Linked DNA regions of Homo sapiens: region 1 is linked to region 2. The links are chromatin contacts, found by Hi-C or POLR2A ChIA-PET in ENCODE. All regions are on one chromosome and are shown on one strand. Each heading gives the region's core, a stretch centred on a gene start or an enhancer-like site at or near the end of the contact. The rest is flanking DNA. Distances are from core to core; before and after follow the strand shown. Region 1 has its middle 53 kb from the start of FRMD1. Region 2 has its middle 7.7 kb from the start of FRMD1.

Region 1 (5,971 bases), core at 3,289-5,788, 45 kb after region 2:
AGGAGGACAGTGTGGGAGGACGGTGCATATTGACGAGCAGCAGTGGGAACAAAGGGGAGGAGAAGCAGGGTTGGAGCACAGCTGCTGAGCGCGAGTGCTGGTGGTCTAGGCTGGCGGCCGGCGGCGGTGTGCTCCGAGCCTGTCCAGCTGAGCCCTGTCCAGCTGAGCCCTGTCCAGCTGAGCCGTCTCCCGCTTGGCGCCCCCAGGCAGTCAGACTTCCCACACCTGAAGGAAACTAGGTGGAAGCGACTTGGCCTCTCCGGCCCCGCCTAGGCCTCGGAGGTCAGGTGGCCTCACCTCCCCTGCGGGCACCGGCCAGCTGCTAAGGCCTGTCCACGAGGAGAGCGGGGTGTGGGACACAGACTTCGCCTCTCAGTGGGAAGCGTGTTCCGACTCTGCCACGTGCCTCTTACTTTAGAAAAGTGAATCCATCATTGTTCCAGTTACCTTGGGCTGCACTCTAACCGCCACCAAGTGCCACGGCTTCAACACGGTTCATTAATTGCCAGCGTGTGTGTGGCTGGTCTGGCCACAGCGGCCGGTTTTCGCTCGAGGTCCTTCATGTGGTTGCCGTCAGATGGTCAGATGGCGGCCGGGGCCGGGGCTGGGGTCGCTGGACACTTGACCCAGCTGGAGGCCTACGGGGAGGCCTTGGTTGGAGTGTCTGAGGCCTCAGCTGGGCCCCTGCCTCCGCGCGCCTGACCAGCACTTTCTCCTCCTTTGCCTGGACGTCCTCACGCCTGGTGGTTTCCGCACATGGGCTCCCCCGAAGACAGCGTTCCAGAGGCCGGGCAGGGCCTCTCATGTCTTCATCTCCAAAGCTATTTTTGCTGCATTCTTTTTGTCAAAAAGCCAAATGAGGGGGGTGGCACAAGGGCACCGATTCCACAGAGCGGGGGCACTGAGGGCCGGCCACCACGGGGGTCAGGGGTGGCTGAGGGCCGGCCACCACGCAGGTCAGCTTTACAATCCAACCGTTAGTGGTCATCAGTTATTTGTGATGCGTGGTTAAGTGTCGCAGGAGTTGAAAGAACAGCTACCCTGGAAAATACCGAGGAGCAAATTCCTGGGCTTCATTTCCAGGTGGCCCCAGCTCTGGCTGAGGAAGCTGATCGTCGAGGCGGTGCCCCTGTCTGCCTCTGATGGAGAGAAGGGGTCTCTGTCTCTCTCTCTCTCTGAGAGTGAAGGAGAGCTCGCCCAGGCACCACCAGCAGGCTGCGGGCAGGGTCCTTCTCTCCCCAGAGACAGGTGCGAAGAGACTGTCTCTCCCTTTCCTCTTGAACGTCAGGCTTTGATTGATGACTTTAACCTGGAGTTCTGAGGAGCAGGGGTTGGCCACTCTCCTTGATGGAGGCCTCTGGGTGTCTGACGCAGTCCCCGTGCTGAGCTCTGGTCTCTGCTCCCTCCCTGCGTCGATGATGCCAAAAGTCCCAGAGCCAGGACAGGCAGCCAGGCCCTGGCTGGTCTGACTCCAGCTCTCTGGCTGCTGCCCCCTCACACCATGCACGAACCTGACCCAGGCAGGCATGCCTGGGCTGACCAATGAGATCGGATGGGACGCATGTGAGGGTTTGCCCCAGAAACTTGCGAGGCCAGAGACCCAGGAGATGGCCTCTCCCAAAGCACCTGGCTCAGGAAATGTGGACATATTGGCGGCTGAGTGTGGGGGGCACACGGTCGGCCACGAGAAGACCACTGGTTGGCAACCCTGACAGCATTGACGCCAGGGGCCGTCCCGGCTGGGACCATCTGGTGACGTGGCTGCGATCAGCCTTCCCTGAAGGAAACCATCCACCGGCACCTGCCAAGGCCTGTGAGGTGGGGGTATGTACAGCCCCCAGACCCTGGCATTTCTTCCCAGTTCTTATCTGGCCATCTGTGTGCTCACAGCAGTTAGCGACAAGGGCCATGATTAACTGGGCTCCACAGCAGGCTCAGGTGTTTCAACTTCAAAGACTTCAAAGACCCGAAGCAATTAACCCCCAGGTCAGCATCTGAGCTGGGGGAGAGGCAGGCGGGGGCCTGTCCTGCCTGTGCTGGGGCAGCAGGGAATTGGCGGGAACTTCTGCACGTTGGGCCTCACACTGCAGCTTGGAGCCTCCCCAGGGCTTCCTACCGTCTTTCATTTATTCATCAGGCAGTGAGTGAGCACCTGTAATGCTCCCCTGTGCTGGGGAAGTGAAGGTGATTCCCTCAGGGTCCCGTCCCGTCCTGTGGGGAGTTCATCTCCTCAGCAGCAGCACGGTGCTGGAGGAGCTCCAGGGCGCAGGGGAGGTGCGGAGCAGCGGTGGGAGCTAGCAGGGCTGTGCCTGTGAGAAGAGCAGCACCTGACCGGGTGCCAGCAGCTGTGCCATGCTCCCTATAGACATAGCATCATGCCTTGTCCGTGGGAGATATGCACCCTTGTCTAACCATAGCCCCACCCTCCTCAAAGGAGACCTGCTGAGATGTTGTGGCTGGAGGGAGCACAGGAGGCAGCTCTCACAGGAGGCCAGAGCCCAGCTCAGGACCTGTGTCCTGGCTCCAAAGCTCATCTCCAGGTCGACCCCATGTGCCTTTCACCCAATCTTCCCAGTTGCTCCTACAGCACCCTCCCTAACCCCCACCGTCTCACACCCCTGGGCCTGTCCCTGCCACTTCTTTTTCTTCACTGCCCCTCCTGTGAGCAATGAACTCCTACACATCCTTTAAAACCCAGCCCAAACATCCCCTTCTGTGAGCCTTCCTGCCCTGCTTCTCCACCTGTGCTCCGGGCCCATCATGCTGCCTGGGAGCTGCTCTGCTGATTGCCTGCCTCCTGTGATCGTAAGCTCCCGGGTCAGGACCGAGGTCTCACACTGTGCCCGGCTCGTACTCGACGCTCCCGCCACCATTTCACAGCAAAGGCGTTTAAATGGAAAGGAGGCTCATGGAAGTGGCTCACGGAGTGCAGGCATCAGGGCAGAGCGGGGAGGAGCTCTGGGTCTCCAGGTGGAGGCGAAGCTTGGTTCCTTCTGCAAGCAGGAGGGTGGGATCTTCTGGGGCAGCTGAGACAGGTGTGTTTTGGGGAGGAGCCGATGGTCAGCAAGTGGGAAGGTAACCAGAGGTCACATAGATGTGGACAGAGAGGCTTCTGCTGTAATGAGAAGGTCACTGTGACCTTGATAGCAGCGGGTTCAGGTGGGCAGGGGGCTGAGGCCAGGAGTGGGTTGGGGAAGAGTTTGGAGGAGAGAAGTTAGGAGATTCCTGTGTCCGAGGAAGGGATAGTTGTCTGCCCTGTCTCTCTGCCTGCCTTGCTCCTGCTGCTCTCCTCCCTGCCTGCTAAGCTCCGGCCGCACTGGCCTCTGTCTGGCTCTCCCATCCCCCCACCTGGAAAGCCTTCTTCCTGCCTCCTTCTCAGCCAGCTGATCTGAGTCCCCAGGTCTGCAGTTCAGGTCACCTGGCTGCTGGAGGAGGGCCCACTCAGTGTCCTTGACCCTGCATCCTGTCTCCTAGAACTGACCACACCTGGAGTTACCTGTGGGCTGTCTCGCCTTCCCCAGTGGTGGGCACCAGGGCTGTTCTGCTCACGGTAACCCCATTGCCAAAGCTGCCTGGCATACAGCAGGCACTCAGTAAAGATGCATGAGGGATACAGGATTCTGTAGCAGGAGTTGGCTGTTGGTGGCTCAGCTTCTTTTCCTGTAAGATGCAAACTCGTTTCCTGTGTCTTCCTGGGAATTTCTCCTTTCAAGGCTGGAAGGGAACAGGGACCTTCACCTCAAGCTGCGCTGGGATCCTAAGGTTTGACCTCAGTGCTTTTGCATCACAGAGGGCGACTTTGCACCTTCCGCCTGGAACTGCTGTCCCCACTCGGGGCTGTAGGCACTCCCCAGAATCGGGCTTCCTGTTGAGGAGAAACAGCACGTCTGTGTTTTCCAGTCGTGGCTGATCCCCGTAAGATCAGCGCGTCCAGCCCATGGGCTGCACCGTTTCATCCTGCTTTGCGGCTGTTTCTCAAACTTCAACGCCGGGACTCAGGGCTTGGGAACAAGCTGGGAGGATTTGCTGAAAGCTGCACAGTATGAATCACCCCTTGCTTGCCTCAGAGACATTGGAGCCGCCTGGTGATAAGACGACTGGTGGGATGCGAGGCGATCGGACGCCTGCCCGGGCCGCAGGAGCAATGCGGCGCACATCAGGGTGCCGGTCACGTCGCCTGTCTGGCGGCCCCTGTGCCCGGTCCTGTTCGTCGAATCAACTTTGCCATCTGGTGGCTGTTCGGTGCTTCTCCACTTACTGGGTTGTCCCAGAACCATTGTCTGATGCCTGAGATTCCAGGCGAGCTGGGGTGCCTTTCTGCCTTGATACGGACAGTAACTCAGGAAAAGGGACTTTAGAAGAATTAATTAAAACATTTAAAATATAACCGCTCTGATTTGCAATTGGTCTCAAAGATAAACTCTGAACGTGCCTTGTAAATACTGCATGGTCACTGAAAAAGAAGGAGTTAAAGAAGCAGCTGTGGGGTCAGATGGAGCTCACTGGCAGGGCCGTCAATCCGGCGCGGCTCACAGACTGCAGGCCGCCATCCAGCAGCTGAGTCAGGAAAGCGCAGCCCGCTGGGCCTGCCGGCAGCACCACCGTCCGGAGCTGGCTAGGAAGCCAAAGGCTCAGGGCCCCCCTGACCCCCTGGATAAGCCTGCAGATGCCTACACGCAACTAAGAGAGGGTCAGGTCTGCAGGCCAAGCTGTTCTTCTGACTCAGATACCCAGACCTGGAGGCAGCGCGGGAAGAAGGCTGTGGAACCCAAGCTGCAGTTTCATTTTCCGCAGGAAGAGTAATTTTCCAATAATAATTGCCTGGGTGACATAGCAAGACCCTGTGTCAAAAAAAAAAAAAAAAAAAAAAAAAAAGGAACCAAATCTCAACTGTGTAGAACAGCTTCTGCTGGCAAACTCTAACCTGCACACTCTCATCTGATAGTGAATACTGGGAAAGCCTGTCTAGGGTCCAGTGGACGTTATTGCTGGGGACACGTGCTCATGTCCTCAGGCAGAGCGGATGAACCTGCAATGGTGACTCTCTGTTTCACATGTTCACTGTGCTGTCGGAGCTGTCCCCTGCTGACCTGCTGGTTCTCAGCTCTGCTTCCTGCACCAGCATCCGTGAAGGAGTCCACTGCATGTTCCTCCTGGCTACTCAGAGCTGGAGTCCCTGAAGGCATGGCCTCCTCCCGGTGTCACAGCCCTGCTAGCTGCCCCTGGGTCCATGAAGCCCTTGCTGGCCGCTGAGTATCACGTGCCTGGAGAACTCAGTGACACGTTGAGGTCTCAGACCAGATGCCCCTGAACCAGTAGGCATTGGGTGGAAATCCAGCCCCCATCTGTCCTCTGGACACATGGCTGGGATGCTAAGCAAAGAGGGCTGAAGGTGACACAAAGTCCCATCCTAGAAAATGCCCTGAACCCTGGAAAGTGTGGTGGAGCACAGCCTCAGGTACCTCTCTAGGGTGTCACAGGGGCCGAGCCCCTCAACCGGACACTCTCCTCTCTTCCTGCACACTCTGGACAGAGGCCAATGTGCAGCTGTGTCCCCACGAGGCTCTGGGACGTGGGATGTGGACCAAGTGAGGGGTGGACACTGCAGCTGCTGGTACGTAGACCGAGTGAGGGATGCATATTGCAGCCACTGGGTTGAGGCCACAGGGATTGGAGAAGTGTCTGCACCTGCAGGGCTGATCTGCACGTGTTCTCTCCACACTTCCCAGGACCCAGGAGCACCCAGGGGAGGGCTTTGCAGCTGCTGGGGATAGGGCAGGTGCATTTCTAATGATTGCTGTTCACACGATCGTGTTTGTTCCTAAACACTGGCAAAGCCTGGAGAAGTTTGGGTTAGGCGAGAACCCAAATTGGTTTACAGACTGCTTTTAACCAGAGGCCGGCCGTGGCCTTGGTGCGAGGTCCTGCAGCTGTGCTCCCCCCTGCCAGAAGCAGTCCCTGCAAGAATGCT
Region 2 (5,667 bases), core at 2,986-5,485:
CTTCTTGGGAGAAGACTAGAGACGGCAGGTGGGGTGAAGGAGAACCCCGTTTTCAGGGGTCTGCCTCTTCCTATTGGAAACAGCTCACCCCTGGGAGCTCCCCAGCTTCTAGGGATTAGACGGAAGCCTGGGGCATCATGAAGGCATGAAACCCATGCTTTAGTTAGAAAGGAAAAAGGATTAGGAGCCTCCAGGGCAGGTGGGGAAGGTAAGTTATTTCTTAGCACTGCGCGTGTCGGATTATGATGGACAGTGTATTTGTGTGTCTTCAGTTAAACACATTAACTGCTGAATTAAAAAAGCCATAGAGAGCCAACAATTACAGAATGCCCCTGACATGCTGCTCCTGCCATCTGTTAGAGGAGAACAAATCCCACAAAGAAGGGGGCTGGACGGCAGGGTTTTGGGGTGCCCCTGGACCAAGAAGAAAACCCCAGAGATGCAGTCTCGTGGGGGAGGTGCATTGAGCTTGGTCCCCAGACTGCCTCTTCCCGTGGGCCCTCCCTGTGCTGCTCCCAAACAAAGGCAGGCGTGCAGGACCCGGCTCCCTCCGTGAGAGCGCCTGCAGCCCCGCTGGCTCAAACTCACCTGCCCTTTGGAATGACAAGTGTGCGGAATTTTGTAGGGAAAAAGCCCTCTTGTCCCTTCTGTGTTATCCTCCCAAGACCAAGACTGACTCTGAGACCAGGACATAGCAGGCGTCCCATGGTCGAGAGGTCCCGCCTCCCACCTCATTCCTCCCCATCACAGGGAGAGAGCAAGGCCTGCCCCAAATGAGGGTGGCAACCAAACAGCCACAGCAGGGGGCTGGCAGCAGAAAAGGTTGAGGGGCTGCAGCAGCGGAGTGGGCTGCTGGGGGAGGGCGGGACCCACTGCAGGCCCCGTGGACGTGGGTGTCACTCCCTCCCGTGTTCCTGGTCTGTGCCAAGCAGACACATTCCCACAAAGGGCTGGCAGGTCCCTCCACCACCACTGAGCTCCACAGTCCCCAGCTTCTGGTTATAAGGAATATTTGGAGCAGTCGGTTGGCCCCGAATAGAGTCCCTGAGCCAGGCAGTCATTAACTGCAGACCAGGATGCAGGGGTGACCTGGATCCTAGAGAACTAGAAAGGCCCCAACCTGAGGGCCTGTGGGGAGCCAGGCCATTCTCACCTGATGCACAGTGTGGAAGCTGCAGGAACTGACTCCACCAGGCCTTCCAGAAAGTGGCAGCCGCCTGGCTCAGGATGGCCAACACTCCAGCCTCCCTCCACATGGCCACAGTGAGGCCGCCTGGAGGGAGGGAGACCTTGTGGCGGGGACATCGGAGGAGCCCTCTCAAAGGCTTGGGACAGCTGTGGGGGGCCTCTGGGCACTCCAGCCCCTGGGAATGTGCCCCTCTTGCCATTTCTATGAATGGCCACCCACAGCCACACGCCCCACCATGGCTCCCCAGGACGGGCCACTGGGCTCCAGGGGGTGTGCAGAGGAGGTCGGTCACTTTCAATGAAGCCACAACCTCTGTGAGAACAAAGGGACCAAGGAGGCCTGGACGGAAGGGCGTGGCCACCAGCATGGCCACCGTGAGAACTGCAGGGGGATCTGCAACTGCCTCCCAGGTGTCCCTGCTCCAAAGCCTTCCATGGCTCCCTATCGCCCAGCCATAGCATCCAAAGCCTTCCATGGCTCCCTATCGCCCAGCCACAGCATCCAAAGCCTTCCATGGCTCCCTATCGCCCAGCCATAGCATCCAAAGCCTTCCATGGCTCCCTATCGCCCAGCCACAGCATCCAAAGCCCGTGTGGTCCCTCGGCACACCGCAGAGCTGCAGGACTAGGGCAGAACTTCTGGAATGTTGTGCTGGGTGCTAATGGTGAATCACTTCAAAATTCAAAGTTTGGCGAAAAAGTGCAAAGAGTAGAACATAGAATTCACACACATTAAACAGAGTGGCCCCGTACCTCCCTGTCATGAGGGCTCCGTGGGATGCTGCCTGCCTTCCGGCCCTGGAGCCACCCCATCCCCAGCAGGGACGCCAGCCATGTCCCCAGCGTGGACACCTATACCCCAGCATGGATACCACCAATGTCCCAGCATGGATGCCCACATTCCCAGTGTGGACACTGCCCATGTTCCAGCATGGACACCCACATCTTCAGTGTGGACACCCGCGTCCCCAGCATGGACACCCGCGTCCCCAGCATGGACACTGCCCACGTTCCAGCATGGACACCCACATCTTCAGTGTGGACACCCGTGTGGACACCCATGTGCCCAGTGTGGACACTGCCCATGTTCCAGCATGATGCCCACATCTTCAGTGTGGACACCTACACCCCTAGCATGGATGCCCATGTCCCAACATGGACACTGCCCACGTTCCAGCATGGACACCCACATTTTCAGTGTGGACACCCACATCCACAGCGTGGACACTGCCCATGTTCCAGCATGGACACCCACATCTTCAGTGTGGACACCCACGTGCCCAGTGTGGACACTGCCCATGTTCCAGCATGGATACCCACATCTTCAGTGTGGACACCCATGTCCCCAGCATGGATGCCGCCCATGTTCCCACTGTGGACATGGGCCACTGGCTGTGCCTGATCATGCATCCCTTGGGCCGTCGTCTGTCACCCCCCTCGGCATCCCCATACTGCTGTCCTTGTGGAACAAGCTGGGCTTCTCCCTGTCTCCCCACACTGGATGGCACGATGTTCCATGGAAACTGTGGGGGCCGGGGTGAAGCCCATGTGACCCCGTTCTGCTCTGGTTTGTGCCCTTGGGCACCTGTTAGCCAGGACCTTTGCTCTTTGCCTGGAGTGAGCCACCCTCCTCCTTGAGGCCTGATGGAGTGACCCAGCCGCCTCAGAGAGCAGTCCCCGATTCTGTGGTCACCTCAGCCCTGCGCTCACCAGCCACTCACCTCTCCCCGCTCACACTCCCTTGGGCCTGGTTTTCAACCACTGATTTCAGTCTTGTTTCACTTTTTTTTTTTTCTTCATGTGGTGTCTTGCTCTGTTGCCCAGGCTGGAATGCAGTGGTGTGGGCTTGGCTCACTGTAACCCCTGCCTCCTGGCTCAAGCGATTCTCCCATCCCAGACCCCTGAGCAGCTGGGACCACAGGCGGGAGCCACCATGCCCAGCTAATGTTTTGTATTTTTTGGTAGACACAGGGTTTCTCCATGTTGCCCAGACCGGTCTCTACCTCCTGACCTCAAATGATCTGCCAACCTCGCCTCCCAAAGTGCTGGGATTACAGGCATGAGCCACTGTGCCCGAACTTATTTCACCTTTTTATGTGAGAAATTTTGCAGACAGTGCAAATGATTCCTCCTACAGAGTGGGGTACATGTTGGTCAGCAGAGTCTCCCACTCCGATAACAATGTCAGTCAACCCAGGTGCACAGAGAGGTTAAAGGGCCCTGTCAGCCGCACATCGTGAGACGGCTCTGTGGGGAGAACGCAGGCTGCTGTCCAGGTGAGGGTGCAGTGGCCCTCCTCCCACCACTCAGAGCTCTGACCTGCGTGGACTGGCGTGTGCAATGCGTGCGCTGGCATGTGAGATGCACGGGCTGGCGTGTGGAGCATGTGAGATGTGAGGACATCCCACTCCCAGGCTCTCAGGCTACTCTCTGGGGAGATTGGGCTCCTGGGTCACGTCCCTTAAAGAGGGGCTGAAGCAGGACCCATTCCTAGGTCCATCCCCTTCTACCGCTGTTCCCAGGGTCCCCAAGGACGCTGACCTCACCACCCGTCTGGGCACGGAGACCCCCGGACCCTCACACTTCCACCCCTCTCATGGTGCTTCCAACCCTGGCCCCAGATCACAGATTGAGAACCTCAGGACCTGGGAGGGGCGGCATGAGCCAGCAGGTCAGACACAGAGTGTCAGTGAGGGCGGGGCTCTGTGTGTGCTCCCAGCAGGGCCTCTCAGCCCCTGGGACCCTGCCCCGAAAAGGCTCTCTCCCTCTGGTTCCGAGTCTCCCCCGCAGGCCCTCACCCCACAACAAGCTGGGGGTTAGGGCGCTCTTCGTTCCCATCTTAGAGATAAGAAAGCCGGGGCTGAGAGAAGCTGGTGGGGGACGTCAGGGCCCATGCTGCCTCTGGGATGCTCCGGCTGGGGTCTCAGGGTGGGGACTATGTGAGCCCGAAGACTGCAGCCACCACCCTCCCGCCGTCACCTGCCCCTGCTGGGAGGCAGAGGCCCCTGGGTGCTCGGGTTCAGTGCCTGCTCTCCAGAGTCATTGGATTTTATTCTTGGAAAGAAACTGCGGGCGGGGGAGTGGCCGGGAGGCAAGGCGAGCACAAAGGCCTCTCAGCTGCTACTGCTGCCTCAGCTCTGGACTTTTCCCCTCCACCCAGAGGGCAGATGCTTGGAATTCTCCCTGCTGCCTCCCCCGGCATCTGATCTTCTCAGGCATAAACACTCGCCTTGTGGGACCTCAGCTGCTGCCGCTGTTAACTCAGCACTAAAAAGTGCTCTAACCTCCTGGAAGGAAGACAGGAGCTGTGAACCCATCAGGACCAGAGGGCCAGAGGCTCAGGCAGGGTCAGCTGCAGCCAGGCAGGTGGGAGGGCTGTGTAGAGAGAACCCCCAGGCTACCCTGTCACTCCTGTCCCAGGCAGGAGGGCTTTGTAGACAGAACCCCCAGGCTACCCTCTTACTGCTGTCCCCTGCACACAGCACCAGCTAGCACAAGCCTTCCACTGCAAGGCAAATGTTAACTCTCATAAACACATGCGCTACTAACCAGGTGTCCGTGTGACCCACCGGCCTGCCTGTCAACCTCCCCACTCCTTGTGTCCGTGTGACCCACCGGCCTGCCTGTCAACCTCCCCACTCCTTGGGCCTGCTCTCAGACACTGATCACACGTGCCCTGCTGAGAGCCCAAGTCCTCCCCGCCAGTTTGGCTCCTGGGGAATGGGAGCTGTGGCTTAGGGGAAGGGTACAATTTGGGAAATAAAATAACTTCATCCCAGGGCTGGCCCCACACCAGGGCCATACACAGGGGCCAGCAGCCTGCCTGGGGGGCTGCACTGGGTGGTGAGAGTGGGCCCTGACACCGGGCACAGGTTCAAACCCAATCAGCCTCCGCCAGTGGTTCCCTGGGGGTCCCTGGATTTCTGTTGCCTTTGCTCCCTCAGCTGTATAGGGAGATCCTTCTGCTGCCAGTGGGTGAAGGGACCCAGGGTGTGTCACAGCCCCTGGGGCACAGTCACTGTCAGCCTCACAGTGGTTTTTAGAGAACGTTTTTGTGGAGCAACACCAGCTCCTCCTCTAAGGCCCGTGGCCCTGGAGGGACTCTCAGGAGGCTGTGGCCGCTTCCTCCTTCGTTCAGGGACCAGCCTTGAGAAGGCGCCTGGGGTCTGGTCGGCTGTCCTCTCCCATGGGGAGCTGACCTCCAGGACACAGGTGGAGGAGGACCGAGGCAGGAATGGCCGCCTCCAGGCAGCTGTGTTTATCACGCACACTGTTTACCGTCACTGTGCACAGATAATCGACCATCAGCAGCTTCACTGCTGCTTCTGAATTCTCTATGAGGGTGCACCCCTTCCAGCAGCACTGGGGCAGGCCCCGTCTGTCCTCAGGTCCCTGGGAAGTTCCTGAGGGCCGCCCAGCGGGGAGCGGAAAATCGAAGGCGGACGGGCACAGCAACTCTGTTTTACACAGAGACACTGC

What was found. Hi-C counts contacts between places; a loop is a spot of excess contacts on that map. ChIA-PET counts read pairs that join two places held with the same protein, here RNA polymerase II (POLR2A). Pooled maps may share reads with other maps.
Region 1: a loop to region 2 is called in a map of Caco-2, with 4 times the contacts of the local background. The contact joins two enhancer-like sites. A Hi-C loop is called at or near these places in 5 of 168 maps with a recorded cell type or tissue (Caco-2, HepG2, IMR-90 and 2 more) and 2 of 50 pooled maps. POLR2A ChIA-PET finds 5 or more read pairs at or near these places in 2 of 52 experiments (H1 and WTC11).

What each region holds. Positions count from the first base shown.
Region 1 is chr6:168,128,838-168,134,808 of GRCh38, forward strand. No RefSeq gene overlaps it. Among named protein-coding and RNA genes, the nearest start is that of FRMD1, 53 kb to the left of the region's middle. RefSeq lists an enhancer at 308-905. Within about 2 kb of position 4,539, at least 8 of the 41 ENCODE cell types and tissues checked have a DNase peak (open chromatin) inside an H3K27ac peak, as active enhancers do.
Region 2 is chr6:168,084,101-168,089,767 of GRCh38, forward strand. It overlaps a transcript of FRMD1 not described here. Among named protein-coding and RNA genes, the nearest start is that of FRMD1, 7.7 kb to the left of the region's middle. Within about 2 kb of position 4,236, at least 3 of the 41 ENCODE cell types and tissues checked have a DNase peak (open chromatin) inside an H3K27ac peak, as active enhancers do.